Regions from separate parts of the Mus musculus genome. Here region 1 is linked to region 2. Evidence: chromatin loops called from intact Hi-C (ENCODE). Cell type or tissue: left cerebral cortex. All regions are shown on one strand. Links, peaks and the distances in the headings refer to the core of each region. The heading gives the core; the rest is flanking DNA.

The links. A loop is a pair of places that touch in the nucleus more often than their neighbours do. Peaks named below come from ENCODE experiments on the same cell type or tissue, not always from the same donor. Only the 100,000 strongest peaks of a DNase experiment are listed, where the experiment ranks them.
Region 1: it touches region 2 in a loop (11-fold over the local background); 2 of 42 quality-filtered maps call a loop at or near these places.

Annotation. Positions count from the first base shown.
Region 1 is chr1:116,237,478-116,253,669 of GRCm38, forward strand. The region is part of intron 11 of Cntnap5a (contactin associated protein-like 5A); the gene reads left to right. Among named protein-coding and RNA genes, the nearest start is that of Cntnap5a, 560 kb to the left of the region's middle. In left cerebral cortex, for the core only: no CTCF peak of the experiment used is centred there; a DNase peak (open chromatin) is centred at 6,561.
Region 2 is chr1:116,182,810-116,199,001 of GRCm38, forward strand. Cntnap5a (contactin associated protein-like 5A) reads left to right here. Exons shown (of 24, transcript NM_001371013.1): 9 at 1,497-1,646; 10 at 5,455-5,626. Among named protein-coding and RNA genes, the nearest start is that of Cntnap5a, 510 kb to the left of the region's middle. In left cerebral cortex, for the core only: no CTCF peak of the experiment used is centred there; a DNase peak (open chromatin) is centred at 9,675.

The sequences.
Region 1 (16,192 bases), core at 4,233-9,232, 52 kb after region 2:
CTGTTATTTTTATTAATTAGTATAGAGTCTGCTTTTTATTATAATGTAATAATCACTGTAGCTGACTTCCATGTCACTCATCATTGTTGATCTTACACTTTGTCTTATCTGGAATTACAATAGCATTCCACTGCCATTTATTTTCGTTCAACTCATGTTCCTCTAAATATTTTCTATCTTAAGATCACTCATTTCTGCAATGCATATTTATATAAGTCAGGTAAATATAAGTGTTGATGCTGGGCCCAAACTTAGACTAAACCTTGTGTATGACATTCAAGAAATTCAAGACTTGATTTGTAAGTGAAAGGATTCGAAATAGGAATGTGGAGGAAAGAACTATAATGCACAGCATAAAGAGTATAACTGTATGCATAGATAAATAAAAGTGAATAAACATATGGGCTATATTTAGATATTCAGCAAAGATCAAGCACTAGACAGGAAGAGAGTGCATTTGTGGTAAGATCTGCACAGTCCGAGATTATAAGGAATGGTTAAGAATCCAGAGGACATGAACCTGGACAGAATGAGTAGGAAAGAGGAGGGCTGACCTGAATCATTTAGAGTTATTACTGAAGAGCATGAAAGCTGATAGATACCACTGATACCAGTCAGATTGCAGGAAGGGAACAGCTAACAGAAAGGTGTACTAAGCAACATACTGTGAAATGTTGACATAGGTCGTTATAGGAACTGATTAGGCATGTCTCATATCTAAAGGACATGTAGTCGGGAAAGGAGGCTGCATATCCAGGACAGGATGTTAAGCTATTTTCTACCAGTGCAGTGTGACTGTGTGCATGTCTGTGTGTGTGCCTGTGTGTACATGTGAGTGCATGTGTGTGAGTGTATTCATACAAGAGTGAATTGGGTATATGCATGTATGTGTGAAAGTATGTTATTATGTGTGCATGCATATGTGTGCTTGTGAATATTTATATGTGCATATAATTGAATGGCTGTTCCTATATAACTGCATGTGCATGCATGTGTACAAGAGTGTACATGCATTTGTCTGTCCATATGCACATGTGTGGTCACATCTGCATATGTGTTAGTGTGCATGTGTGTTAGTATGCGTTATGGGTATATGAGTGCCTGTGTGAATATGAGTGTGTGAGTTTTATGTAAGTTTCATTGTGTGTGTGTGTGTGTGTGTGTGTGTGTGTGTGTGTGTGTGTGTTTGGGTACAAGTGTGGATATGTGTTTGCCTGTGTTCACATATGTGTATGTCTCTGTGTGGATTCATGTGTAAGGGTAAATATGTGTGTACTTGTTTGTGTGAATGTTTGCATCTCTCTCTCTCTCTCTCTCTCTCTCTCTCTCTGTGTGTGTGTGTGTGTGTGTGTGTGTGTGTGTGTCAGAGGACAACAGTGTGTCCTCCCAGGAGCGGTCCATAATTTTTTAATAGGGATCCTCCTTTGGCAGAACTGACTACTTGGGCTAGGCTGGCTCACCAATGAGACCCTCACTGTCTCTGCCTCTAACACACTACGATTACAAACTTATGCAACCATATTCAGCCTTAAGGTGTGTTCTGGAGACACACCTTCATAATTCTTGGCAAACAGTTTACTGACTGAACCTTCTCTGAGCTCCTAGGCAATATTTCTTTCAAGGAAGACTCAGCTCTACTTCAGGCTTTTCTGATGATTGCAGACAGCCCACCCAGAATTCCCACATAGCCTCACTTAAATAAAATCAGATTCTCATGGATTTTAATCTTATCTACACAAACCCTTTACAGCAGCACTAAGATCAGTGATTCACTAGATAACTGGGTGCAGTATTCTTGCCATGTTGATACATGAGACTCACCCTCACAGTCATATATATCACCTTGAACCTGTCTTTCTACACAGCCATATTCAGCTATGCTTCTGCCAAGTGTGGCACACTGCAGCTTAACATGTCTTGGCTATTATGTTTACAACCATGTCACTTATGCTTGCCCCACCCTTTGATCATGTTGCATTTGATTAAGTTGCAAGTATACTATATCTCATGTAAACAAATCTCAATTCTCTGTCTCTTTTCCTTGATTTAAAATTGATGTAGTAAGGTCTGGGCAGATGGCTGAGTTGCTGAAGTGATTGCTGCAAAAGCAGGAGACTGAGTTGATCTTTCAAATTCTTATACAAAGACAGAAATGATAGCATGTGCTTGAAAGCATAGCACTGTACAAACCATTAGCTGATACACACTGTTCCTCCTCACAAATCAACTATGTCAAGTAGTTTTGTTATAGTGACATAAGACTAGCACAAGATGAGAACTTCATTCAAACATCACTCAATAATAACATTTCTCTTAATGATTCCCTTTAAAGATGGATAGTGTTGGTGGGGTGGGGGTGTGTTTAGTGTGATATTGGACATTTTATTCAGGATAATTTACCAAGTGTTCACCCCAAGGAAACATCTTTTCTGGGTCATGTGGCATATGCTATTGTTTTTACTTGTAGACATAAGAGACAACCTAAAGTCTGATATGTGAGTGTACTCCTGTATTACAGCACTCATTCTGCAGATGGTCTCAGGGTCCCAGTATTACCTAGAGAGAGAACATTGCTGGACACATAGGGAAGATCAAGAACCTTGCCCACTTCCTGGTAGTTGGTTCCTGCCGGGGTCCCTTTGTACTATCCTGATAACTAGTTATCTAGCAGAGTCTTGAATCTCAGGTTAGGGAGGGAAAGAATGACTCCATTTCCAGACTAAACTCAGGAAAAGCTGATATCTGGACTCTTTCTAAGATAATGTGGAGCACATATGTCCCAGTGCCTCAGGCCTTGTTCTTGTTTAGGGTCCCTGATCTCCAAATGTAGGTCCTAACCCACCCCACAGTTCTCATGATGGCTGAAAGAACTCTGGTCAAATAGAGAGCTACAAGCATGGCTTTGGCAGGCCTTACTTTTCTCCCCAAATGCCCTCTTGCTTGCTAAAAACCATTACATTACATTCCTGAAGCTATCCTGCAAAGTATATTTCTATATTTGCCCAGTCTCTCCTCCTGAAGCTGACTACCAAGGTTCAATTATCAATGCATTAAAATCCACCAATTAAAATCCCCCTCAGGCTTACCTAATTAACATGCTAAATTAAAGCTAAACACTTCATCCTAATATGGGATTTCCTTATACCTTTATAAACCACCATTTTCCTGTGTGTCTGTCTCTTCTCTCTCCAGAGACAGTCCTTTGTTCTCCTTCCTGCCTTATTAGACAAATACTCCTTACCTCTCTTCTTTGTTTCTATCCCTTCCTCCTCTATCTCCTGTCTTTGTCTCTTAATCCCTGCCCTCTATCCCTCTGGGGAAAATAAATTACTTTTGTGCTGACAACTTGTCTTTGGGGTTCTGAGCCAATAATTTTCCACACATAACCATGTAGTCCATTCTGTAAGCTAACAGTCTCAAACAATAGGGGCCCCAGGGAAAAGTATCTGTAAGTTTCCTGCACAAAAATCCATGATATATGTATATACACATAAATATGTATGTGTTTGTATATCTATACACATATATGCATATGTATATATGCTCCACAGAATAATTTCTGTACACTTTAACAAACATTTGATTAATTTTTTAAAAAACACACTCAGGGTTTTATGTTGGATAACAGTGATATACCACTGAACTGAGTCTTCAGCCTATTAGCATTTGTTTGTTTGTTTCCTTTTTTAAACAGCTATTCTCAAGAAAGTTTGCATCTCAATTACTTGTTTTGGGTAAAATCTTCTTGTGTTTGGAAGTCTGGTCTTAAACTCCTAAAATTGATTGATTGCGCCCACTGTCACACGAATAGTTAGCTGCCACTATACACATGTTCCAGCCCCTGTATTTTTTTTCAGTGTAAATATTACAATTTGGAGGTGTTATAAATACAAACATGAGATAAGTCATGTGAATGCCCATCCCCCATTTCTAGTTCTGTCTTCTGTCTACATTTACCATTGGCCACTAGAAGGAAGCTCTCATTATTGTACAGACACAAACAGACATGCAAGTATATACCATACATACTATTTTGTAGTTTTGATTTTACCACTCCTTAATCTGTCTTACCTAGCCCAGAGCTTTTCTTTATTTACTCATTTATCAATTTTTAAAAATTCCGTTGTAAATTTGTACCACAGTTCATTTCATGAAATTCTAGTCAGTGGGCTTTTCAGAGAGATATTATCTTGGAATTTCAATGAATAAGCTTGAACATTATGACATATGTTGCTTCATACACTTGAAATTATATCTGTATGTGTAAAAATTTCCAGCAAAGTGCTTAACAGATAAAGGGATTTATGTGATTTTGCTACGTACTGCCAAATTGTCATCTACAGACCTGAAGGCAATTTCACTCCTACTAACAGTATCTTGTTCATAGATTCTCAAAGTAAGTTGTCATCTGTTGGAATTTTGGGCAATTTGAACTATTTCTTGAGAAAATAGAAACCATTTAAGGGTAATATTAGTATGTAATTTTAGAGCTCTGTGGATGCTCATATCTTTTTGTCCCAGTTTCTACTTTACACTATGCCTAATGCTAGCATTTGATCATGGTGTTAGAAGAAGTGCAGACTCTCTTTCTCTCTGACACTGTCTCTGTCTCTCTGTCTCTCTCATTCTCTATCTGTCTCTATCTCTCCCTTTCACCCAGTGTGTTTGTGTGTGTGTGTGTGTGTGTGTGTGTGTGTGTGTGTATTCGTCCATCTCTTATCTCTACATCTGCGGGTAGGAACTGAACCTGCAGATGTCTATCTTTGTGGATATGTGGATACCGTTATATTGTAGATCTATGATCTGTTTAACTAGGAATATGCCATCAGAAAAAAATGTATTCTCAATCCATTTTATTACAGCATGGATTCAATACAGTGGTTTTATACAAACCTAGGCTTTTTACATTGCCTATCAAAATGGTATAGACTCAAAATGTACAACCTTTTGTCATCACAGCATGATATTTGCATTTACAAATGTGTTGAGACAGTTTATAACTTAACTGGCACGCATGTTGCCTGTAGACTTGGTTATGTCTAGGTCACAAAACCCTGCAGCATTTACTGTACAGAATACTGCAGGAAACCAACACAACAGTGGATATTTCTATATCAAAATCTTGAACCTCTCTATAAAAAAAAAACAAACAAAAAAAACAAGGTGGGTTCTTGTGATGACCTTGAAGTCAAGGTGATTAGTGTGCAAGCATGAAGACAGTGGTAGGAAGGAAATAGCAGCCAGCCTGTTACTTCAGTTATGGAAAGTAGAGATTGAGAATTACAGGACCAATCTGGCTAGAAGACTGACTATCTTAATCTGTGTGCTCTGGATTTGATTGAGATTCTACCTCAAAAAAAAAAAAAAAAGTGGGCGAATGCCTGAATATTTTTTAGTTGTATTATGCTTTTATTTAACTATTATCATGAATCTAATTCATTGTGGTCTAACATGTTGTACAGTATACAAGTGTATGTGTGTGTATAAAACTATTATTGTTATTATTATAAGCTAGGATCTGTTCTTACAGAAATTTAAGAAATGTGCATGAGGACTTCTTGGGAGTCAGCAGAGGCTCCCAGGTTGGTGGGTTAACTGGGTGGCCTGTGGTAAATTTTATGCCTGGAGACGCAAAGGCAGCCAGGATATCAGTCACTAGCAATGTAGGACAGCCAAGTCCCCTTTAAACTTTTTCACTTTTTTAGGATTCTCTGAAACACTTTAGTTTTCTTCTTTCTTACCAGCAAAGATTATTTTAGGTTTCATAACAGTAAATAAAAATCACGATGAGATGGGAATAAAAGCCAAGCAGAAAAATAAAGGAAAGCAAAAGTTGAAATTTCTCTATAAGACTATCAAATCTCATTTTTCTTCTGCACACTTGTACATACGTTTGCACACACACACACCAGAGATTTTCAAAACACTGTTTTGCAGGAAGGACTACACTATGTTTTAAATTTAGAATTCAGTCTGGACATAAATGCCCTGTGGAATACTCACTGAGGTATTTTGGCAATAGAACTTCTAATCCTCCCTAAAAGCTTGCTTAGGGTCCATTGGTGAAACACTTCTCTCAAATATCATGGGTCTTGTATAGCTGACAGTCACTTGTTTTTCATTCAAAGTGTTTTCTTTCCAGGATACAAGCTAGGAATTTGTCAATCTGTACTAGAAGACATAAATTCTTTATTGTATATAAATGAAGCATAGATCCATTTGTGCTATATCTGTAGCTCATCTGTAGCTCTTGTGTAGAAAACGTGAGACTCGCTAACAATGATGACACAGAAAAACCCTGTGTAAATAGGATGGATGCCCTCTGAGAACTTCTCAGAAATTCTTCATATTTACTTTGTCATGTTGAGGTCCATTTGCAAACCTAAGAGCATGGTACAATTATGTGTGTTAGGCGGTGGTGGGGGTATTTATTTCCAGAATTTATAGGACAGAATGTGGAGTTTACAGTCAGAGTCAGGATCATTCTCAAATATAGCCTCAACCAGTTGGACAACTTAGAGCAAAGTTTTATATTACATGAGCTCATTTGCAATATCCGGGAATAGATAGGCTTGGTAGCCAGCTGTTCCCTGTTTAGTCTCTGAGTCATTTAGCTAAAGTTTAAGGACAAGTGTTTTAGGGAAAGTAGGGTGAGAAGCTGAACAGGAGTGTAGCACATGAAGATCTCTGTTATCTTTCAACTTTGTTTTATTTTTACAAAAAGCATTACAAATCAAAACCCCATGTTATCCTGTACTTGATAGACAACTTATGAGATAAAATTTCAGTTCTAGAATAATTCAAGCTTACAAATTATACTCATATCTCACAGTGATCATACTGTTCCAGATAGGTCTGTAACGACTCGGTCATCTTTTATCTTATTACTTCATCCCACCTTCCCTGTAGGTAATCAAGAAGCTCTAGTCAATCAACAGAGGGTGACTATATTGACAATCTCCAGTTGTGAATTTTAAAGGTCATGCCTAGAATGGAGCATGTGTCCCAGTCCATTTCTACTTAGAATACTGGCATACTTACTTTTAGTAAGCCACATAATTTATGCTTTCCTTGGGGCCTTCTTCTGTGTGGTGGTTATCCTTAATTGTAAATTTGACACAACCAACTGCCCATAGGGAAGACTGTTTTAGTGAGGAGTTACCTAATTTGTGCTGCCCTGTGGAAATGTCTGTCAGAGATGGGTTAATTTAATTGATGTGGTAAAATACAGGCTAGTCTGGGTAGCAAAATTCCTAGGCTAGGAATTTAAAAGTGAAGAAATGAAGCAGAGCACAAGCAGACAAGCAAGCAGCATGGTTGCATCCATTCCTCTCTGCTCTTGACTTTGAATGTGATCAGCTGCTTCAAGCCATTGCTCCAGTGACCCCTCTATGATGGACTGTAACTTAGAATACTAGGGCAATAAACTCTTTTCTTACAAAGTTGCTTTTTGTTAGGATATTTTATTAGATGAAATAAAATGTACTGGAATATCCTGTGTGGTTCATGATTGCTTGCCTACCCAGGACACATACATTCTTTTCTAGCTCAGCTCTAACCCCTCTAAGAGCACTTTCTGCAGAGCACACTCAGGAAACTTGCATGGAAAAGAAATAAAAAATAAAAGGTTCTGACTATAATCTAACAGAGGATACTGAACTTGAAGTGAATAAAAAGATTGGAAATAGTTGCTTAGCATCTCTTCATAAAACAACAGAAAGGTAAGATAAAAAAGCAGGTTTATAAAACTGGGCTAATAAAATTCCTAGGTAAGTACAAAGCTTGTTTTGCAGCATAAAGATCTATGTTTGGCATCTAGAAATTTGTAAATAGTTTTGTTGTGCCCTTGGGAGATCAGTGTTTGGGAAACAGAGACAGGAGGATACCTTGGATTTACTGTTGAGTCAGTTAGGCTAAATAATGAAAGTCTTCCATCACAAAAAAATAAAAATAAAAATATATTAAATTAAAATAAAAAAACTGAATGATATCTGAATAATGAGATTGTCTTCTGGTCTCCATATATTCATGCACACTTCTGCATGCACACATTTGTACATGCACTCATAGAAATCTATACCACATGTATGAAAATTTTCACATAGACAAATGTGAAAACACTCACCTATACATATGAATTTATAGCAAGCATTCCATAAATTTTATACAAAACTTCCTAGTCAACCCAGGTGTAGTATTAAAGGGCTACCGTCTGAGGTCTCAAGAGTCTTGATCGGGAGTATTTTCAGTTTAGCTTGAGCTACAAAGCAAGACCATGACTCTAAAAAATCAACAAGTAAAACCAAGAGCAACAAAAATGTAATTAATTTTCTATTTTATATCCCGTGACCTCTGTTATTAAGGTAATTACCATTGATCTGTAACTCAAGATTTTAATCTATGAAACAGAGAATGAACCAAGCAAAAGGCAATGTGTTGTTTGCTTCTGAGTGAACAGCTTGTGTGGAAGTTATGTGAAGGGGAAGACTAGAGTCCTTTCTCTATAGTGATCCCTCAAGGCTTGTGGTGGAGGGTTTCTCATTGTATGTCACATCTAACGGAAGTGGCATGGTCTTCGGTCAGCTTTCTCACTGCATGCTGATTATAACACCATTGTGAGGTCATTGAGTAAGCTCTGTCCTTTCATTTCTAGAAGTGATCTGCAAGTTGAATGACTTATTGAGCAATGATGGATCTGTTCTCAGCACCAAGTATTCTTTATTAGTGAGACGCATTCCCTCTAAGGTGACAGGAATCACATGACTCTGGTTGTTTGCGGGGCAGTGGGTGTGGAGGAATAAAGGGAGTAGGAGAAAACCCACATCCTGCCAGAGTTCTGGTGCTCTGGGCAGGGGGACACAGGACTGCCGCATGTGTTCCACTTGGCCCCGGGTGGGTGTCTGGCTGTGTGAAGTCAATGGTCCTAGATCAGCAGGTGATGGACAATCCTAGGTACCAGGTTCTCAGCCTTGGGCATCCCAGACACCTCTGGACATCAAGGAAGAACAAAGAACTGAATGGGGGTCCTTGGGGCGGCTCAGTCAGCCCCAGGGGCCAAAGGGAGGAGAGGGCAGCTGGGAGAGGGGCACTGAGTGGTTCCCACATGGGCGAGAGTTTGTGGCTGGAGTGCAGGAAGGCCTTCTAGTGGGAGGTTAGACACAGCTTGATAGGAGAAAGCCTATCCCATCGTTCAAACACAGCAGGCCTTGATGAACAAAGACAGTCTATGGTTTCAGAGCTTTATTGTTGAAAGACAGGGGGAAGGAGAGAAGATAGAAAGAGAGAGTCTGGCCATGGACAAGTGGAGGGGAGAGGGAGGGAAGGTGGCTAGAGATGAAAGTAAGAAATGTGAGAGCTTAAAGAGAGCAAGGAGGGGTAAAGCAGCTTCTTTTATAGTGGGCTGGGCTATCAGGTAACTGTGGAGAGGAGCATACCTGGCTATAGTCAGGTAACTGGAAGTGGAGTCTAGTCAGAATGCCAGAAGCTTGGGATATTGTCTGTGTGACTGATAGTATCACAACTCTCCTGTAGGGACTGGGGGGCTGTAACTTTGACAGGAGAGAGTGGTCCAGGAGACATGATCGAACACCTTCAGTCCCACATAGTTGGGAATCATCACCCATTGAATGCCCCGGATTTCAAGACCTATGCTCAACTGGAGACCAGGGTGTCTGTGAGCAGCCCACTGCCCCACAGTTGTTGAGAGGCAGTGAGCTGACATGGAAGCCAGCTTAGGCAAAATCAGACGAAGCTAGGAGCAGGTACTGGCCTGAATGAAGACAGTAGAACTCTTTCTCTCTGACTTTTATATTTATTTCCTTCTAATGTTTTTACTTTTAAAATTCTTGTTTTTTTTTTTGTGTGTGTGTGTGTGTGTGTGTGTGTGTGTGTGTCAGTGTGTGTGTGTGAGAGAGATATATGTGCAGCTGTATGTGAAAGTATGCACATACATGCTCACATGCACTAGCTAGAATATGGCTTTAGGTGTCCTGGCTGTCAATGTCTACTTTCTCTTTGAGAACCTGAGTCTGGAGCTAGGACAGAAATCCTTTTTTCTCTTTTCCCCATAGTGTTTGTGACACTAGATGATAGGAAGGTATCTTAATCTTTTATATGGGTGCTGAGAAAATTAGGGTTCTTATGTTAGCATAGGTTACACTTACCCCAAGCCATATCTGTAGCTTCAAGGTTTGGCTTTTCTAATGTATAAATGAATATTAATAAATGTATATACATCTAACGCATGAAGTGGATATTTATGTAGCATGGTGATGACTTGTGTGTGTGGTTACTATGCTGTTCTTCCCTGTAGTTCTTTCCAAAGTTGAAACTCCATAGATCTGTAGTGAGTGGGTAATCCTGTATGTAACATTCCTAAGCTGTATCCGGTACACTATATATATATAGTATTAATGGTAGGCATTATACAAAGCATTATACAAATTATACAAAGCAGTGAGGTGGGTTTCACAAGGTGACCATTCCGTCAGTAGTAATGTAATTCCTAACTTTATATCTGCAGCTCCATGAAGAAGTAGCATTATTGCCCATTTTTCTCTGCTAATTTAAGACAGTCTTCTCCTTCCTTATATTTTGGTGCCTTGTGGTCTGAACTTATGCAGAAAGTTTTTGTGAATTGTATTTTACTTTTTGAGACAGGGTCTCATGTAGCCTCAGGCTGCCCTCAAGCTTGCTACATATCTAAAAATGGTGTTAAACTTCTGATCCTCTGCGTCTATCTCCCAGTGCTGTTATTATAGGTAATTAACATAATGCTAGTTTAAGCGGTTCTGGGAATGGAAGCCATGGCTGTGCACATGCAAACCAGGTACTCTTCTTATTGAGCCACATTTCTATTACTCCCTGTATAAGTTTGAAATGAATGTGTGGATGAAAATTGTAGCTACATATAAGAGACTTCTTTGTTATTGTAATTTTGCATTAACATACAAAAAAAGGAGTGTATCATTTTTATTGTTTACCTTGATGTCTGATTTCAGAATGATGAGATGTGAAAATATAAAGTCCTTCATTAGTTCTAAAGGAGTCAATATTAAGTTATAGAGTGCTTAAAGTATTCCTGCGTCATGTTTAGTACTCATTTTTAATTGCATATTTCATTTTATGAAATAAGATCTGTTTTCTAGGCTTGAAAATACTATTAGGCTCAAGCAATTCTCCTGCCTCAGCCTCCTAAGTCACTGGAACTACCTGGGTATCCAGTCAAACTTCTTTTTATAAAGATTTACACTTGCAAGTGGGAAGAAAAACATATGTGTGAAGGTGTGGAGGTCAGAAGTCAAACTAGTGTTGTTGGTTTTTTTCCTTAGAAGATGTCCACATAGTTTTTCAAGGCAGGGTCTCTCACTAGGACTTGGAGTACATCATTTGACTTGGCTGCCTGCCATCAAGTCCAAGGGATCTTCCTACATCTAACACCTCACTGTAGGATTACAGTCATGCATCAAACCCCAAATTTTGGCATCACTTTCTAAAAAAAAGCCACAGTTGCTCTTTCTGGCTCTCTTCACCTTCTACCCAGTGGCCCTGCTTATGTTTCTGACATTGAGGAGGCACATTTGCCAAATATCTGTGAGACCCTAGCATGTGCTGACCCCATAACAAATGGCAACCAGTAGATAAAGCAAATCAAACTACTTTGGTAACATATGTTCTCCATACCATACAGCAAAGCAGCAATGAAAAGTAGGACAGTAGTGGCTCAGTACTACAGCTTGTTTAACATCTTTAACACGAGAAAATCAGTATTAGAGAGAAAAGGGGAAAGGGCCTACTTCTGTAGACTGACAGAAAGAAAATATTTAAGAAGAAAATAATTTATCAAGGCTCTCTTTTTAAAATGGTTTTCTTAGGTGTCATATCTGCACTGATGAGAGATGCCTTGGGAGAATGGAGGACAGAGTTCCTCATGGCTGCTTCTCTGTAAATTACAGTCCCTGGAAACACAAAGTTTAAGATGACAAAAGGATGAGAAAACTAAGATAGGCATAGCATCTGGCAATAGTTGGGACTTACTGTCATTAGGGGATGCTGCATGATCTTCAGCACCTGGGACATAAAAGCAACAATCTGTGGCCTGCCACCCTTTATCAGTGTTATTTGTGTGTATGCATACCTATGCACGTTTCTTTGTATATGGATACAAATGCATATGTATGTATGTAGCGGACAAAGCATAAACTCAAGTTTTGTTCTTCAAGATACGTCTATATGTATTGCTATTTTATTTTGAATCAGGTTCCCTTGTTATCCTGGAACTCACCAAATAGGTTGGTCACAAAACTTCAGGGATTGGCCTTCTTGCTGTTACATTTGTAAACCAACACTTTCTGTTTGCTTGCTTATTTGTTTGTTTTATGTGAATTTTGGAAATCATCCTGGAGTCCTTATGCTTGCAAGGCAGCATCACTATAAGCCAGGCTCTGTTGACTGCTTCCCCTCCATTATACTGTGATTCTGTTGTGTTTTTGTTCATTTGAAATAATTCTTCATTAAGTTATTGAAGAGGAAAATGGAATTGCTTTGTAAATTTTAAATAACTTTTACTTATTTTTATGTGTGTATATGTGCATGTGTTTGTGTTGGGGTGAGGGAGGGCGTCTACTTGTCTGTATGTGTACCATGTATTCATGAGTACCTATAAAGTCCAGAAGAGTGTCAGACACTCTGGCACTGGAGACAAGGATCATTGCAAGCTGTGCATTGTGAATACTGGGAACCAAACCTAGGACCTCTGCACAGCCGTGCATGCTCTCAGTAGCTGTGCCTTCCTTCCAGTCCAAACTGAATCTTTTCTGAGGAACTTTTCAGTGCAGTGTTTTTAGTCTGATGTCACCTTGGAAATTGTGATTTTTTTTTTCCAGAATGCTGTCAAACTTGGTGGCTGCCAATTAAAGTGCGCAGAGGAACACTGTCATTGGAACAATGTCCACTGACATTCATCTCAGAGCAGCACCAACATAAAGTACATTTACATTCACACTACCAATAAGCTGCACTTCATTTAGATATGGACCACTAAAATGAGTTTTTCTCCCCTATGTTTTCACACTCATGTTTTAGCCATAGCACATGAATAACATTGTTTACTATGCATTTCATAGACTGACTTACTGCATTGTAGAATGCCAGAATGTCCTGTTATATGACAGGCATTTTGTACAGAAAGCCCTCCATTTGTATGTATAAGGGTTGCTACAGAATGCCATTGATAGCTGGTTTCAAGGGAGACAATAAAGTGTATATAATAGCATTGCAAATGTAAATGAGCAAAATACCTAATAAAAAATGGAAAAAAAAAGATTTAAGCAGAGTTGAAGCTCAAAGTAATTACCAATCTTGGTACTTTCCATATCACCATGAGTCAACTAGATGGCGTGATACCTTCATCGTACTCTATGAAAAACATATCATCAGCTCCAGGGATCTGATGATGGTTTGTAGTCCAGGAACCGGAGCCCACTACACCTTCTGACACTTTCATTTTTTTCTAATATTGAAGCATGGCATTTTACCATGTCTTTTGAGCTCTGTTTGTGTCTTCAGACACCAAAAGCTCTGTTAATGCCAATATAATTCCTGAATAGTCTTTAACTGACTTTTGTGGTTCTCATTAACTTTAATATCACTTTTCTTTTCTTTGTTGACAGAAGGTCCAGTTAAGTTCTCAAAAATCCAGTGCAGTCAGGGTTACTTAAATAAATGGCTGCTAGATAAAATGCATCAGAAGCATGTACTTAGTTCCCAGCATTAATTTGATTTTATTTATGTCTACAGACAGTTTGTATAGATCTGTATTGGATTGCAATCATGTGGGAAATCCTCTGTCACCCAGGATACCACAAGGAAGAAGAGACACAAAATTGAAACATTTTTAATTTCTTTTATTTTTTGAGATTATAATTACATCATTTATCTTGTTGCTTTCCTCCCTCCAAGCCATCCCATATACCTTCTTTGCTTTTTTTCAAATCCTTAGCCTCTTTTGAAAATAATTATTGCTACACACATTCTTGTATAGGTATATAGAGCAATGTAAGAATAATAATAGACATGCTAAGAATTAAAACTTTTTTAACTCTTAAAAATATGTTTTGTGAAGCAGGAGATACAGGTTACTCGGTGAAAAGCTCATTATATTACCATGAGCAATTGAGTTCTAATTCCCTGGGCCTACTGAAAAGAGTCAGGCATGATAGTATGAACTTGTAATCCCAGTGCTTAGGAGGTAGATCCAAGTGCATCTCTTGGCCTCACTGGCCAAGCAGTCTAGCCAAATTAATGAGCTTCAGGTTCAATCTCAAAAACAATTGTGCACAGTCTACCAAGATTTTTAGAGGGTTAAGATGCTTGCCCACAAGTCTTACAATCTGGGTTCAATGCCCAGTATCCCTGAGATGGAAGGAGATAATCAACCCAATCAAGTTTTCACTGATTTCATGTGGAGTCCATGGCATATGCATACCAAATTTAAAAGTTCATGAAAACAGTAAGGAGAATGATGAAGGAAGAGACCTGAAGTCAATCTCTATCCGCTATATGCACGCATGAAAGTGTAGACACGTATGCACACACAGGGTCACACACACACACACACACACACACACACACACATTCTGAGTTACATATATGTTTCCATAGTTTTGAAGGAGAAATATAAATGGCAAAGCAGCAAGGCTATAGCTCTGACCTTGGTACTTGAAAAGATGAGGTCTAAATAAAACTATTTTGCCATCTGAATACTATCATTATCTTTAATGAGAGAGACATCACAAGGATGTTGCAAATTGTATGTTAGGCAATAAATTATCTTCCAGAACTGTACTCAGACTATTTTCCTCAGATATGAAAACACAGATCTATCTGCTCTGCCTGGTCACAATACACATCTGCTCCATTTTTGGAAAAAAATATATATATGCATATATATATATATATATATATATATATATATATATATAGCCTGAAGAGCCTTGATGTGTCTGCCATTGTCCTTTATGCTGAAGAGTGCAGCTCTTTTCATGAACTACTGATAGAATCCATTCAACAGCAATGCAGAGTTTACTGATTGGTGTTTTTAATAGAGAGAAATATCCAAAGCATCTTTAGGGGATAAAACTGAAATCTCTTTCTTGCTAGAGACATTCCATTGTCTCCTCTTCTAAGAATTGATAGAGTTGGACTGGCCTAGCTATGGAACTAAGCCTTACCAAGGCAGGTTTTTAAGCTATGCTAGAGAGATAAAAGGGGGAATTGTTTCTTTATTTGAATACTCTCCTTTCTAGAATGCACACTCCCTAGTGAAATTGCTGTGAGTTGTTCTGAGGGTTTTCTGGGCCAGTGGGAATTTTTGTTTTCTGAGTAATAAATGCTTCCTCTTTCTTTTCTTCTGCCTTTCTCTATTGGATATTGGCCAAAACTTCATCATGTTCTTCCTGGTGCCCAGGTTTCTCTTTCTTTTTCTGAAGCCCTTCCCACCATATGGCCACCTGTCACCATGTGGCTAACATCCATATCTGCTTACCTGGAGCAGAATGGTTTTTCCCCCTTTATCTTCTCCATTCTACTTTTCTGAGCAACTACAGAGACTTTCAGTTTTGCCTGCCTTGGGGATTTCCTTTTAAACTCTAATAAAATTCTCCTCAAACTTCCCATTAAGTCTATTCTTAAATTACTCTAATAATGAGGCAGAGAATCCAATAAAGGAATATTGATTTCCCTAGTATCATCTGGTGACCACAAAGAGATTCCTCCAAATTTTCACTAGTATTTGATGTGTGCCAGCTAACCGGTATGCTTGTATGTCCAATTACATGTGCATATGGATGGCTATCAATTTTGGATATCTTATGTTGTCACTCTCCACTTTCTTTTTGAGGTAGGGATTCTCACTGAACCTGGAGCTCCCCAATTTAGTTGAGATTGTGCGCATGCACAGCTCTGTATATGGGTTCTAGCAATAAGGGTCAGGTCCTTAGGCCTATATGGAAAGCCCTCTACTTACAGCCATCTCCCAAGCCCTACCAAAATTGCCCTTTGATTTTCTTTTAGGCAGGTCTTTTCTCCACAGAAAGATTTGCTACAATTCTATATATTGCTTCCTGCTTCTGTGCCCTCTATCTGATTTAAGACTGTATATTAATATTTTGTGATATTAATGTTTGTTTTCCAT
Region 2 (16,192 bases), core at 6,908-11,907:
GCAGCTGAAAGGGATCTGGGTCAAAGGAACAGGACAGGTTGCTGTTAACCAGGAACATCTTTACCCTCCAAATTGAGTGTGAATTGTCTTGTGATCAGGTTTGATTACTTTAACCATGATGCCAAACTGGTATGATGATCTTTGTAGGTGATGTGCCAGTGGTTGGGGAAAGCAAGTGTCTCAGGCAATGTTTTATTAGTAACTTAGGAAAAAAAAAAAAAAAAAAAAAAAAAACCTCTTGAAATTCAGAATGACAGTTGAGCCAGTAAAAGTTCTCGCCACCAAGCCTGACCACATAAGCTCGATTCCTAGGATCTAGGTAGCATATGGAGAGATTTACCTTACACAAACTGTCTTTGACCTCCACATGTGCACCCCTCCCCCCCACACACACAGACTGTTGCTATTCAATTTGTCTGTATCTTGATTGCAGTAGAAAACTCCCTCCACCTTGTTATGGGTGTGGCTTTGTCAACTTCAGGAAATGGACATGAAAATAGAAGAATTCCTGTCTGGACAATTAAGTAATGTGAGGCATGGGAAAGGCTAGTAGGATATAGAGGAGGATATAGTCAAAGCATTTTATATTTTTACCCATCTTTGAGTAGGTATGATGATTGATGCTAATTGTCACCTTGATGGGATCTAGATTCACCCAAGAGCAAGCCTCCAAGAACACCAAAAGAGATTACAGAAATTAAGGTTAGACTGAGAATATCTGTGAGGGACTTTCTTGAGTATGGAAGTTGATGTGGGCAGATCCATCCTTGTAAATGTAAGCAGGACCACTCCCTGAGCTGTAGATCTGATTCTGCATGGTATACAGTAGAGAAACCCAAATGATCAACAGCATGTATTCATCCGTATCTGTTTCCTAACTGTGAATGTGACATGACCATCTGCTTCAAGCTCCTGCTGCCCTGACTTCCCTGCCAGTATGTCACTACTTTATCCTTGAACTCTTAGTTGAAATAGAGTCTTTATCCTTTGAGTTAATTTTGTTAGGGTATTTTATCACAGCAACATGGAAAGAAACTAAGAAAGTAACCTTGTATAATTAAATAAAAAAATTTCCAGGGCTAGTGAAGCCCAGTGGTATATAGTTGCACAGGATATGTGAAGTCCTAGTTTTGATTCTTAGAGCCATTGGTTTAAACAAAAACTTGCAAAAGATTTCACTATCAGTTGGATACAAACTTCAGAAAGGTACAAGGGGAAAAATGACCTATGCCTCCTCTGTCTGAGGATACAATTTCTGGTATGACAGTGAGGGGTTTTAACAGTTTTTTTTTTTTTATCTTTTTCCTGGGTAGCCACCCATCATCATGCTAATTAATAAATAGCATTTCTTTATTTGGCAGAGATGTTCCACATATTTGATTTGTTCCCTTCATTTTGAAGATGAAGCTATCAGAAATGGTTTGGAAAGATGCTGAGCTATTAGGCAGAGAAGAAAGATGACCTTCATGAAACGGACCTTCCTGTTTCTCTTGCAGGCAGTGGCTTAAATGATGGCCTGTGGCATTCTGTCAGCATCAATGCCAGAAGAAATCGTGTTACTCTCACACTGGATAATGATGCTGCTTCCCCAGCTCCAGACACCTCCCGAATACAGATTTATTCTGGAAAGAGTTACTACTTTGGAGGTAAGTTCCTTAGCCTTGAGACAACAAATAAAGAGGCAGGGAAATTATTCTACCATGTGATTTAGCAATTAGACATCTCTCCCCCATAACCATGCATGCATGCAGGCAGGCATATTCAGGCACCAAATAGTGAGAAATCAAAACCTCATACAACTGTGCAAACGTAAGCTATCTAGGACAGTGCCGAGGGCAAAAGGACACCCAAGGCCTAGGTACTAGATTTGGGTTACATAACTCACCAGAAGTAATTCTTGAAGCCATGCCAAGCTCTTGGTCTCACACTAGAAAGGAGAAACTCAGCTGAAAACTTAGAGAAAAGGAGCTAAGAGTCAGCAAGTACCCACAGGAGAAAAAACTCTAGTGGGAGATACCACCAGTCAGCATGGACATCTTGGCCCCCCACTGCCACTTTACTTTGTGAGCCTCGGATCTCCTTTTCTATGTCTTAAGAGATTTTTCACACCCATGGAGGGTGACAGAGAAAAGTAGAAAGGAGGTAGGGCCTCCAAGAAACAAGGAGGAGCAATTACAATTTCTAAGTTATTGCCTTTTCTACTGTTTGCAACAGTTGCAACACTTCTAGGAACAGAAACAAAAATAAACTCAGGTGGAAAAAGCTTACATGACATTTGCCATGTTTACAAATTCACCCATGCTGAGTATTTTAAACGTATATTTTATTAAAATAGATGTCTAATTCTGTAGTCAGTGATCTATCTTACAGAAGCAACATCTAAAGGTGACTTATTACCTATGGCTGACTGACTTTAAGCTCTTAAGTTACAGTCCCTGAAGTCCTTTTGTAGAACATAGACAACATGATCACTTTCAGAATTACTGGAAAGTATGAACAAGTGCAAAATGCAGGCTTGTTGAAGTTAAATGGAATGCTTACTTAGCACGTAAAAGGTACTTGTCTTCATGCACCCAACCGCATGCACACTAAACTCTCCTATCATGGTTCTCTTACACAATATAGAAAGTGACTCAACCTGGTTCAGATCTTGTAGATGAGAATATGAGCTAGCCTTGACCTAAAGCTTTCTGTTCCTTCCCATGAAGTTACCAGACACAAGTACTGCATAATAGCCTTCACTGGAGAGATAAGAGGAATCCAGGGGCAAAGACACTCATTGCTCAAACCTGAAGACTTGAGTTCTGTCCTTGGAATCTGTACTACGACAAGAGAATGGGCTCCACAATTCTGTCTCTGTCTTCCATATGTTCAGGACAGTACATGCATGCACACACTCTGTCTTGCTCACATGTAGTAATAGAAATAGTAGTCATAGCAATGACACATAAACTATAGTTACCTAGAGTTTGCCATATACTTATCATACACTCTACACTGAGTGCATCCTCAAACCCTGCAGTCTCTTAGCTCTAAAATCTACAAATCACCCCTTTCTTCCTAAGGTTGTGGATCTTGAAATACCAAGATCTTTGCACAGGCACAGAATATATATTAAAGGTCTTTTTGGAAGGGAGCTGTGCAGAACAAGATCAACGCATTTGGATTTTAGCATGAAGAAGGACGATAGTCCTTCACCCACAATGACCATCACATGCCAAGCAATAGCATGTACTTTAGATGATCTTGTGTGTGTATGGTAGATAAAAAGGCTGTTGTTTGGTGAAATAAAATAATCTGTATGGCAAAGTCATAATGATCTTGCTGTGTTAGCCCTGGTGTATTCAGTAGGAAACCAAAGATCCATCCTCAGAGAAGGTAGAAAGCACCAATTGCTGTCGTTGAAATCTAATGCTGCAGTTCTTAGTTCTAATCTCTGTGCATTGGCTGTGGCACATGTGACTCATGCTCATATACACTGTCATTCTAAGATTAATAAAATAATAATCTGTAGGAAGCTCTAGAGACATTGAGTGTATGGTGCAGATTCAAATCTTTGTTCACTGCAGCCAGCCCATAGTGAAAGAAAATGAACAGGAATCAATGCTGAGCAGTGGTCCCAACTGCAAGCTTCATGTTCTAGATTACATAGGGTTTTTCAGCAACGGAGGAAAAAATGAGAGTCAGAAATTTATTCTCAGGCAAAATGGCTTTGAATAATAATGGTACAATAATCTTCTAAAATATCACTGCAGTATAATGGTTCTGCTCCCCTCAGTTAGAATATTGATGAATTCTGAGTGAGTTTTTAGGGTGCTAGACATAGAACATGAAGATTTATCTATGATTTGAACAGTGTTTAAACAAACTCTCCACATGCAGACTGTAAACTTAAGGAACATAAAAAATGAGCTTCCACAATAGTAGTCAACTTCCATAAATTCTCTCTACAGTTTCAATTAGAAGCAGTAGCATCTCTTCATTTTATAGTGTGCCTGTGAGCTGTTAACCAGCTGCCAGGCTTCAGCCCTGCAGTGACTGTCTATCAGAGATGAGTGAAATAATTCCTTGTGTTTATGGCATATTGCCATGTTTTCAAGCTCATATTCCCATGTGCTCTGAACCTATGAAAATTACTGAGATGGAGTTTGTAAGAGCACACATACTCATCTATCTGCTTGGTCTTCACCTGTCTTAATGAGAAGGTTGAGCTGACTGCAGGTGATACTAATGGGTGCAATGCAGTTTTATTTTTTAAAAGAACAATTTTTAAGAGGTGTGGTGGTAACCTTTCTCATGTGCTATTACAGCCTGCAACTATGTGTACTTAAGACCATCATTCTCTTAATGTCTGGATTTGCTTTGCACTGCATGTCAAAAATCCTGCTTGGTTCCTGAGTGTACTTTTCTCAGGAGCTTATCTTGTTAATGCTCCACAATTAACCAAAAATTACTCATCTGCCATCCTTACCAGAGCATAATTTCCTTAGAAAATGTAATTAAGAACTGCATTTTGAACTTAGATGAGTGTTTTGAGATACAACCAGCCTTCCCAAACACTTAAAATATGTGAAGAGTATGCTAAAGATGCCATTCAAAGTAAACACATTTCCAGCAGTGTGTGTGTGTGTGTGTGTGTGTGTGTGTGTGTGTGTGTGTGTGTAGCTGACTTGGTTGGTAGAATGTTTGCCATGCAAGCATGAGAAACTGAGTTTGAATTCCCAGTACCCATATAAAATACTAGGCATGGCATGAAACTACTTGAGTTTCAGTGCTGGTGAGGCTGAGTTAAGCAGGCTCCTGATGTTCACTGACAACCCAGCCTATATAAGTCACAAAGCTTCCATGTAGATGAGTAGCCCATGTCACATAAAGTAAAGTGATAGGTGAAGGCAGAGACCTGGAACTCAAGACCAGCCAGTTTAGGTATATTGGTGAAGCCATGATTCACAAAGAGACCTTATTTCAAAGAATAAAATGGGAAGTGGCAGAGCAAGATGTCTTGATTCCAACCTCTGGCTTCTATATGTAACCACAAAGAATGCTGAATTTTTAGGAATGCACCACTCACACACAGAGACACACACATGCACATATGCACACACACATACACACATACACACATATACACATACACACAGACACACATGCACAGAAATGCGCACACACACCCCTACACTCCCCCCACACACACATTCACACACACAATGGGGATTAAAGTAACTATCTTACCAATAATGTTCCCTTTGGCACCTTTCTCCTTTATAGTAACTGAGCATCCCCATTTTGCATCATTTTTGCATCTCTTCCTGAGTTCCAGTTTACAACACAAGTGTGCCCTGCTATGAATACAGAAGTGCCAAGATAATTAGACCTCAAGGTCTTCCATCAATAGGTTGCCAAATCAATGACCTATCATTTCAGTGCTTTTCATCTTTTCTCTCTGTCCCACAGGGTGCCCTGACAATCTCACCGATTCCCAATGCTTAAACCCCATTAAGGCTTTCCAAGGCTGCATGAGGCTCATCTTTATTGATAACCAGCCCAAGGACCTCATTTCAGTTCAGCAAGGTTCCCTGGGGAGTTTTAGTGATTTACACATTGATCTGTGTAGCATCAAAGACAGGTAATTATTGTCTTGTCTCCTCTGTTCCTCCACCCCTTCCCATTCTCACTGTTCTGAATATGAATTTCTTTAAGCAAAATTCTAATCTGTAGACAGTAGCCACATTAGATATAATTGAGTTGCCTAATAGAAAATATTTCTGAAGGGATTTCAGGCCCATTGAAAATGGTTTAAATTGGTTGAATCTCTCTTCATGTTGACTTGCAGTAAATGGGATATGCAAATTAAATCAAAATACAAATTTGTGAAAGGATTAAAATTTTATGCATAAACAATATTTGGTTTCTTTGAAGTTAAGAGTAAAGCAGAAAGGAGGGAGGAATTTCTCTCCCTAAACCATTTTATTCCTTGCCTGCTGTGGGTATTCTTCCTATAATGTTAACAGCTTCAGGAAGTCTATAGCTAAGTGGCTGGCTGTTGCTCACTGTGAATGTCCTCAATTGGGGATGTCTGGTCCTAGTTGCTACCAACTCCATTCACTGCTTCTCTCATTCTAAAGTGCTCAGACAGTAAACTAGTGAGAACCAATCATTTTATTCTACAACCTAGATATCCAACATGATGCTCATGTTCTAGTGGCAGCTTTCTTGGGATTTGGCTCCTTTTATGGTAGAAGGTTCTAGATTTTAACTCAAAAAGGCCAAATAGAATGGATGCTGAGTTTCAGCAGTATTTTGATGTGCTCCTTCTGTAGCAACTACCTCCTTCATTCTTGTAATTCTGCTTATCCCTTTTAAGATATTAATGAGCAGATGGGTAAATAGGATTTGTTAAGTGGATACCTATGTGTTAGTATTTAAGGTTCTTGGCTACATTAATTAGCCATTGCTATAAACTGATATGTACCCTGATTTGTGAAAAGTGATACTAGTAAGAACATGTTATACCAGTAAGCTCATACCACTTTGAGGAGGAGGGGTGAAATGGGGGAAATCTGGGTATGTGATATATACATATATATATATTGGTTTTTCAAGACGGGGATTCTATGTTTAGCCCTGGCTATCCTGGAACTCACTCTGTAGACCAAGATGGCCTCAAACTCAGAAATCTTCCTGCCTCTGCCTCCCAAGTGCTGGAATTAAAGGCATGCACCACCACTTCTGGCTTGAATTACATCTTAAAGGATGAGTCAAAATCATGTTTGGCCATGTTGAGAGTAGACAGAAGCTGATAGGAGATACTGCCTGGCAAAAGACAGGGCTTGTAAGTATTGCCAAGTTAAAATAATTTGATTTTGCATTTAATATCTCCAGTACTGGGATGCATTTTATAACTAACAGCATATGATAGTGTTTTTGACAATATGTATTTCCTGAGAAGCAAGAAATTGATGACTTTCAATTAGTGTCTTTCAATTGGTGTCTTCCAATCCACCATGTTTTAGGTTCAGTTGACATGATTCAGCCTTTAGGTCAAGCAGGAAAGTCACATGGCTTCCATATAGCTCGGGATGTGGACCTGGAATTATCAGAATGAAGACTTTTGTGCTAGCAGATTTTGGTTTCATATTCTATGTGAGAACTGAGAAGGAACATCATCAGATTTGCTTAGAAACATGAGTTAAGAAAAATATGGTGGCACACACCTTTAATCCCAGCACTTGGGAGGGAGAGGTAGGTGAATTTCTGAGTTAGAGGCCAACCTGGTCTGCAGAGTGAGTTCCAGGACAGCCAGGAGTACACAGAGAAACCCTGTCTTGAAAAATCCCAAAAAAAACAAAAAACAAAACAACAACAACTACAACAAAACCATATTGCCATAGTAAGGGGAGTAAGGGAGATGATTTTTTTCCAGTCCAGGGAGAAATGATGAAAAGCATCAGGTGCCTTTACTGTGGAACTTGGGAAATCAGCCATGTAGCATGCGGTCTTTGCTAATGCTGGCTATGACCACTATAATCACATGGAACATTAGCATGCATTTCTGATACCATTGCAAATGATATTCCCAACACATCACACTGACTTCTTGATCCTTGTGCTTTTTTTTTTTATTTGACCAACTGGAAAAGTGGGTAATAAAATGTGTACATCATTAACATGTGCTAATTTAGAGGTTTCCAAATCAAAGCTATTACAGGAAATGGGTACCATCCCAAGTCTATATTCCTAGCAATGGAGGAACTCCCAAATTCATCATCTGGTGCACCATTTTGTGCTACAGATCAATACAGGGACATTTGTCAAATGGGCTATCTTTGATATCTTCACATACAATTATGGAAGGTCTCATTATTTTTAATTACAAGAAAATCATTGCCATCAGCCCTGCACTTTATTTTTGTGTAATTGTAGTCTTGAGTATTTATATTACATACAATTTTGTTTGGTTTTATTGTATAATATGAAATGTATTTGCTTTAGTGGATAAATGGTATATTTCACTTGAATTGCAGTCATTTTCTTATTGATCTAATTTGCATTTGTTTGAAATCTGGGAGGCAGGTGTTTTCAGAGTTTTGTGTTTTCTTTTAAGTTTTGAAATAAAGATAAATGTCATAAAGGAAGTTTATATACATGTAAACTAGTAACAGCAATAGATACAAGGAGGGAAAATATATGGTATAGATGCACAATAAATAAAGAGTCAATTTGTCAGAGATCAGGCAGGGTAAGAAAAGCCTCAGTGCTTGGGGAAGTAAATGCAGGGGGTCTCTTGAGCTCTCTGCCTATCTCAAAGAGGGATGATTGTTCCATTTGTCATGTATGAATATGTAAGCCAGCTGATATGAACCTGCCTGCTAGGCACAGCAGGGGATCATCCTGTCCCCTGGCTAACAAGACTATGGAGGCCTGAGAGTTTCCCCTTAGACAGCAGATACTAAGAACTCTATGCTTGTATCTATGTCCTTTCTCACCTTCAGAGTGAAGTGGGGCCCACCTATACACTCTGGCTTCTCTTCTTTTGTTTCCAAATATGTTTACAAATTCAAATATCTTAGTGCTAGTCATTTGTGAAGGATAGCAAATATGGGAAGGCCATAGCAGTCTTCAAGAAAAAAGGCACAAAGCTGCAAAATCTTAAAGTACTTTTCAGTGAGCTATTACAGGCCTTGGGAAATGATGTCTAACAAATTTCTAAGCTCAGTTTCCTTTGAGGCATTTAATGTCTACCCTTGAAAAATCACTTATGGCTGGAAAGAAGTCTCCCTGGGTAAGAATGCTTTCTTCAAAAACACAAGGATCTGAGTTAAGATAAGAGCGCACATGTAACAAACTAAACACAGTAACATGTGAGTATCTGTAATCCTAGTGCTATAGGAAATAGAGATGGGAGCTTTCTGCAGCTTTCCAGTTGCCAGCCTAGTTAGAACAATAGCAGTAGCAACAACAACAAAAACATAATTACTTCCAGGTTCAAGAAAAAGAACATCCCTCAAAAGGATAAGGTAGAGAATGATAGAGGAGGATAGCTAACACCCTCTTCCTTCCTTCCACTTGTTCACAGGCATGTGCATACATGCATCTCCCCCATACACAGCAATATTGATAAATTTTATTATGACTGACAAACATTGATTTCTGTGCAGCTTTCTAGAATGCCAGGGAAATTTTGGATACTACAAGTTTCATTCCCTGTGCACTACTCTCATACAGCAATATAATTTAAGGGAGGTCCTTAGATATCATCCAGTCCCAGTCCCAGAAATGGACATCATGTGAAAGCTGCAAAATTAAATATCAAATCAGGGTTTATTGCTCCTGGCCTCTGCAATTGTATCCTAAGTGCATTTCCTTCTAATCCTTGTGAAAATGCAAACCATTTGTGTTTTTCACTCAGTGGAACACATGTAAAACAGTGTATTCAGTTTCCTACAGTTACATATGTCATAAATACAATTTCCTCCTTCTGTATCTTGTTCTTTTTCTCTTACAACATTTTCTTCTAAGAAAAACATGTGTCTCACTCTCTGGTCAGGATTCTTAGCTTCTCAGCTTGAGCGGGGAGAACTACAAACACAGAAGATGGTAAAAACATTATGTTGGATAACCTCCACAGAGTGCTTATACATCCCATCTCATATGTGGGAGTGTGTTAAAAAACAGTGAATAATATAAAAAGACATACATATGTCTGAGCTCTTTTCTAAATTGGAACGCCTTTATGTCAGGTGCCTGGAAAGCCAGGGTAAGGGCAATGCCCACACCATCTGAGCACTTCTCTCTAAGTGAGAAATGCTACAATATGGTGTTCTCCCTTTATGCTTGAAATGGTCTGAAGTAAAACCAGGATCACTCTGCTGCCTTTGTCTTTTTAATTTGTCATATTTTGCCCTGTTTCATGGAGGAAAACAAAAGTGCATTTTATCTAGCAGTTACTGAATAAACATTCTTTAGCTATTACTTCCTTTAACTATCTCCACAATCTTGTAGAAATTAAGTGGTTCTTCAAGTGTGGCTGATGTACAATATCACAGCACACAGTGCAAATTGGTAGAAATGAAATTTCTAGGGCTGTGAGATGGTCCAGTAGTTGAGAGCTCCTGCTGCTCTGGGAGAAGTAGAGAGTTTCATTCCCAGCACCCACATTGGTGGCTCCTAACCACTTGTAATTCTATATACAGTAGATTTGACATCCTCTTCTGGTCTCCATGGGTACCTGCACTCAGATACATACATATAATTTAAAAGCAAAGTAAATTTTAAAGGAGTTAGTTATATCTAGGTGCCAACCTGGGAAGGAGGAGAGGATTTCAGGATGTACTCCTAAAGAACACTCTAAAGAACTCTCACATTTAAGATCTCTGGGGTTGTCACCAATGCTAGGAAAGTTTGCCAACTGCTCATTTAAGGTAAAATATTTAGTGGTCACAGGAGTCATATTCAAGTCCAGTGTTTGTCAATTTCTGAGTCTGTGGAAGGGTGTGGCATCTGTTGCTAAAGTTCAAAAGAAGAGTAAGGGCTTGTGTGGCCAGAGCTAGTAAAGGAGCCTACCTGGGGAATGGGATGAGTTGAGGGACATCATGGAGCATAGACTGGACACTTACTGTGGATGGCGTAAGGTAGGATTAAGAAGATGGGAAGCATTTGAATATCAGTTTGCATGATCAAAAGGCTCCACCGTGTAATTACAGTGCCACACAAGGAATGGAAGTCAAGGCCAGAGGAACTAGCCAGCGCAACAAAATGTTTGCAGTCTGAGTCAAATTAGTAGCTAATCTTTACTTTTCTTTTTTTTTTCCTTCTTTTATTAGATATTTTATTTATTTACATTTCAAATGTTATCCCCTTTCCCTGTTTCCTCCCAGAAAACCCCTATCTCTCTCCCCTCCCCCTGCTTCTATGAGGGTATTCCCCCACCCACCCACTCCTGCCTCCATGCCATGGCAACCCTGGAGCATTGAGCCTTAACAAGACCAAGGGCCTCTCCTCCAATTGATATCCAACATGGCCATCCTCTGCTAAATGTGGCTAGAGCCATGTGTACTCTTTAGTTGCTGGTTTAGTCCCTGGGAGCTCTGAGGGTTCTGATTGGTTGCTATTGTTGTTCTTCCTATGGGGTTATAAACCCTATCAGCTCCTGATCAGGGGACATATGTGTGTGTGTGTTCATGAGTTATATGTATGTTATAATGCAGAATTTCTTCATTTGATTTACTCATCAAGGATTATTTATTCTTGTGTTTTCTTTGGCATGTGTAATCTCTTAAAATGCACTATTTCTTCTAATGCTTTCTGAGAGGCTGAATTGGTAAATTTGATTAAATTTGGTTTTAATGTGGAATATTTTCTATCTTCATCCATAGTGATTGATAGTTGTGCTAGACACAGTAGTTTGGGCTGTATCTGTGGTCTCTTAGAGTTTGTAAGATATCTTTGTATGTGTGTGTGCTATGCTGTGTGTGTGTGTGTGTGTGTGTGTGTGTGTGTGTGTGTATGCATGTATGTACTATGCTCCATGTATGTATATACATATGTGGTATGCTGTGTTTGTATGTATTGGTGTTTTCTGTGTGTGTGTGTTCCTAACTACAGTAGGGATCATCATTAACTACAGTTTTTAGTAATGAGTTTGAGTCACAAAGCAGCAAATTAACTTTTCCAAGGCCATGTAGCCAACATGTAGCAGAACTTAGCATCAAAAACTCTGATGGAGGAGAATTATTGCTATGTTTCTACATGTTCCTCACTCTAATCTGTGGAGAGCAGGAACCCCCAACTCTTTCATAGAAATCTGAAGCAAGAAGTGATGTGTTTGCATGATGCATCAGAAATCACACACTGTAAGAGCTGGAAAAACCATTCAGTTGGTAAACTGGGTGTTGCCAAAGCATGAGGACCTATGCTTGGAATACAGCATCCACATAAAAGTAGAACAGAGTGGTATACTTAAATTCTCAAGATGGAGAGGCAAAGACAAGAGGTTCTCTCTAGTTCTCTGGCCAGTTAGTCTCCCTAAATCAATGGGTTGCAAATTCAGTGAGAAAACTTATCTCAAAATAGAAATAATGTGTAGCATGATTGAAAAAGACCTGTAACATTGATCACTGTCTTCCACATGCTCAATACATATGTGCACATATATCTTCAACCATTTGTGCACACAAAAACCTGAACGGGAGTTACAATCCATGTTTCTTATTGTCATACTTGTAAAAAACATACTAAGACTCAGAACACATTGGGATCTAAGATTTCCTGGAGAGGTCTTGGCGTTACCTAGTTCTCAGGATGACTGTGGAAGGGAGGAACTTAATTAGCCTGGAATAACTCTTCTATGTAGGAAGAGTCTGAAAGACTTTCTCAGTATAGGCACTCCATCTGGAACTCCTCAAGGGAAAAAAAGGAAAGAAAGAAAAAAAGAAAAAGAAAAAAGAAAGAAAGGAAGGAAGAAAAAAAGAAAAGAAAGAAAAACCTGAATCATTCTTGTGCCTTGGTAATAGTTGAGAATGTAGCTGATTGGTGGACACAGTTGAGGACTTCTGTTTTCAGAAACCACTGTAAAAGGTGTTAACAGATATATGGTGCTTATAATTATTTTCATTATTTCTTCTTTTTCATCTCTTCCTCATTCTGCTCCTCATCCTTCTTATTTTTCTTCCTCCTTCCCTTTCCTTTTGAGACAGGATCTCACAATTTGTAAAGGCTGGCCCAGATTTTACACTCTAGTTGAGGTAGGCCTGGAATTAAATTCATAATAATATTTCCACCTTAGCCTACAAAATTCTAGGATTTTAGGCATGAGTTAATATGCCTGGTTAAGAAACATAATTTGACCAAATAATTATGGAAGCAATCCTCTTTCCAAATTGGACAAGGAACATGTTATAAATACATGAAGCATGAGAAGATAATCTGAGATGAAGGCTCCAAGAATAGGACGCTATGTGCTATTATTGTTTCTGTAAATGAAGATGGAGAGGAGTTCAGCCAGCAAAATACTTGCCAGTACAATCATGAGACCTGAGTTGGCATTCCAGAATCCTCTTAAAATTGTCAAATGCAGTTGCATCCTTGATTTACCAGCTCATAAAAGGTGGAGACTTATAGATCTATGAGGCTATTTCACCAAACAGCCTAGCTCACTTGCTGAGTTCTGGGTAAAACTGAGTTCTGCCTTAACAAAATAAGGTGGAATGACAACCAGAAAAATGACCACCAAGGTCCTTCTCCAGCCTCCATGAACACATGTGTAAAGTCATGAATACACAGACACACACAGAAACATACACACACACACCCCAAAACCCAAAAACTCTACTATTTCTCTAACATTAGTGAATTTATATAGTATGGAATTTTAAAGTGATGTGATCTCAAATTATAGACTGTTTCAGATGAAGTAACTGAGCAGAGAATGATTTCCTTAGACACAATTCATCCCCAAACCATGTCCCCACTTCCTTAAATGTGCATTTGTTACTGTAATACAAATGGAGCTGGCTGGCTTTAATTTTGTGTGTTGTTGTCTGTATGTACATGTGCCTATATATAAATGGATGTACAGGTATACGTGTGTTCTGAAGGCCAGTGGCTCATACGTTATCTTTGTCAGTTACAGCACACCTGGTTTTTGAAGACAGATTCTCTCATTGAACCTGAATTTACTTGACTCCTGCAGAATACTTTCCTAGCATACATGGGATTTCCAGAGACAGCCCCTGTACTGTCTAGAAGAACTACAACTGTATCCAAACCCCACCTGCCATATAACTGTTCTTACAACCCACCCAGATATTTCCTTGTTTAACTAAGTGTTGTTTGGTGTCCAGTTGTCATCATTACTTGGACTCTGCTTTAGAAGTTTCTGGATGTCATTATTGCATTCTACTGAATGCAGGTGCTTTGAAACATGTCATAATTTGAACACTTCTGACTTTAACAGCATTTACTCTTGGTGGTTGGAGATGAACCACACACAAATATTGCACATGTAAACATTATCTTTTGGTGCTAGATATAGTATTTACTCAAGATGAAGAATAAACTTAGAAAAATTTCGTATTCACCTAAAACTCTTCATACTAGGGAAGGAAGGACAATCAGTTGGCCCAGATTTGAACATGTAGTAAGGAAAGTAACACACATAACTGAAGTGTCATTGCTTGTAAATATTTTCTACACATTTACAGCATGTTAGAACTAAAGTGGAGCTTAAGGATAGTGGCACTTTGTCACAGCTTGAGCCAGAGTCTGTGATGCTCTTTCCTGTGATACATACCCAACACAACATGACATGTCTTCTAAGAGTTAGGAATCATCCTTTCACCTCTTTCTCATCTTGAAAACTTCCACATAGATAGTGCAAGATTTTTACTCTACTTGAAAACCAAGAATACCTAATAAAAGCACTCCCAGTGCTAGCTGTCACTATTCTGTAACCACTATCTAGCAAGAATATTTTTGTTTTGCAAGGTGATGATAAAATTAGACAAACAAGCCACAGCAATATAAACTATAAATAATACGGTAGAAGGAATCACACTAGCATGTTATCTTTATTACAATCTTATGCTTTAAGAAAATAAATGGAACATGTCTGGAGTATGGAGAGAAGGCAGCTAAAGAGAAAAAAAGAAAGAGACAGTGCTTTTAGAGAATGTTAAGGATGTGACTGCTCTTCACATAATGAGATAGAGGGAGAGTACATTGGAAATCCATGCAGCTCCTGGAAGCCAGATGGGCAACTGTGAAGTTGGCTCGGTTTGCCTGGAGGAATGACAAGCAGTGGCCCTAAAGGGTGCTGACAGGTTTGTGCCCCTGTCTGCTTTTATCTGAAAGTGGAAATACAAAAGAATAGAATTTTTTTCAGCTCATAAATCAAGAGTAGAATTATCTACTCTTTTTTTCCTCATCATTATCAAAAGTACCTCTGTTATTCATTTATTTATTGGCTTTGTCAGATTCCACAATTTTCTGGTCTGAAAAACTCTGCTTCTAACTTTTACCAAATGTAGTTTAGCATCTGGTGTGTGTGTGTGTGTGTGTGTGTGTGTGTGTGTGTGTGTGTGTGTGTCTGTCTGTCTGTCTGTCTGTCTGTCTGTCTAGGAATGCATGCACATGAATGTGCATATATGTGTAGGCCCAAGGTCAGTTCAAAGTTTGTCCCTCAGTTGTTTTTCCTTCATTACTCTTTTGAGACAGGATCTCTTATTAAACTTATTTATAGCATACCAGTTTCATTATGTGCTCAGCCTACAAAGCTCCAGGGATCCTACTGCCTCTTCTTCAGTGATATAATTACAGATACATGCAACCATGTGCAATGTTTACATACGTTCTGAGGATCCAAACCCAGCTCCTCATGACTTTATAACAAGTACTTAACTAACAAATCTACATCCTTAGTTCATAAAATCCCATTTAAAATGATGAAAATAATGATAAAAGAATACAAGAGATGGGTGTTTTTTATCCTCTTCGAAGGTTTTTTTTTTTTTTTTTTTTTTTCCTTATCTTCTTTTCAGTATTTGGTCGAAGTTAGAACACTTAAATATAGTAAAATAAAATAATAGACTGGTTCAATGCTACATACAGCCTACTATCTACTAATTATGTGGCTCAAATCTTTGAGGCACTGTACTGAAATATAAACACAAGCTCATCTCATTTTATAAGGGAAGGAGCTAACATTGAGAGTCGTTAACTGCCTTATCCAGTTACATAGATAGCAAGTATTTTCATTAGAAACTTAACAGGCTCCTGCGATCCTTTGAAACTTCTAAAATGTTTCCCCTTGAAAGTCACACTACACACTGAGTGGGATTTCATGAATCACCTGGATGATACAGGATAGCATCTATACAAAGCTATACTGCACCTGGAACAATGCTTATGTCAGAGGAAGGACTTGCCACATAAAAAGGCTGATAAACTAGACAGTAATAAAGAAAAGCACATGTCTGGAGATAATTGAGCCAAGGATCCAAACAAAAACCTTGCTCATAATAGATGTTTGAAATAATGGCAGCCTATTCTCAGGAAAAAATATCAAACAGGAGACAATAGGACTAGATCAGTAGCACACGTCTGTATTCCTTTACTGGGGCAAAGTAGATGAGAATATCTTGTGATTCGAATGGAAACTTTTCCACACAGGCTCATGTTTGAACACTGGGCCCTC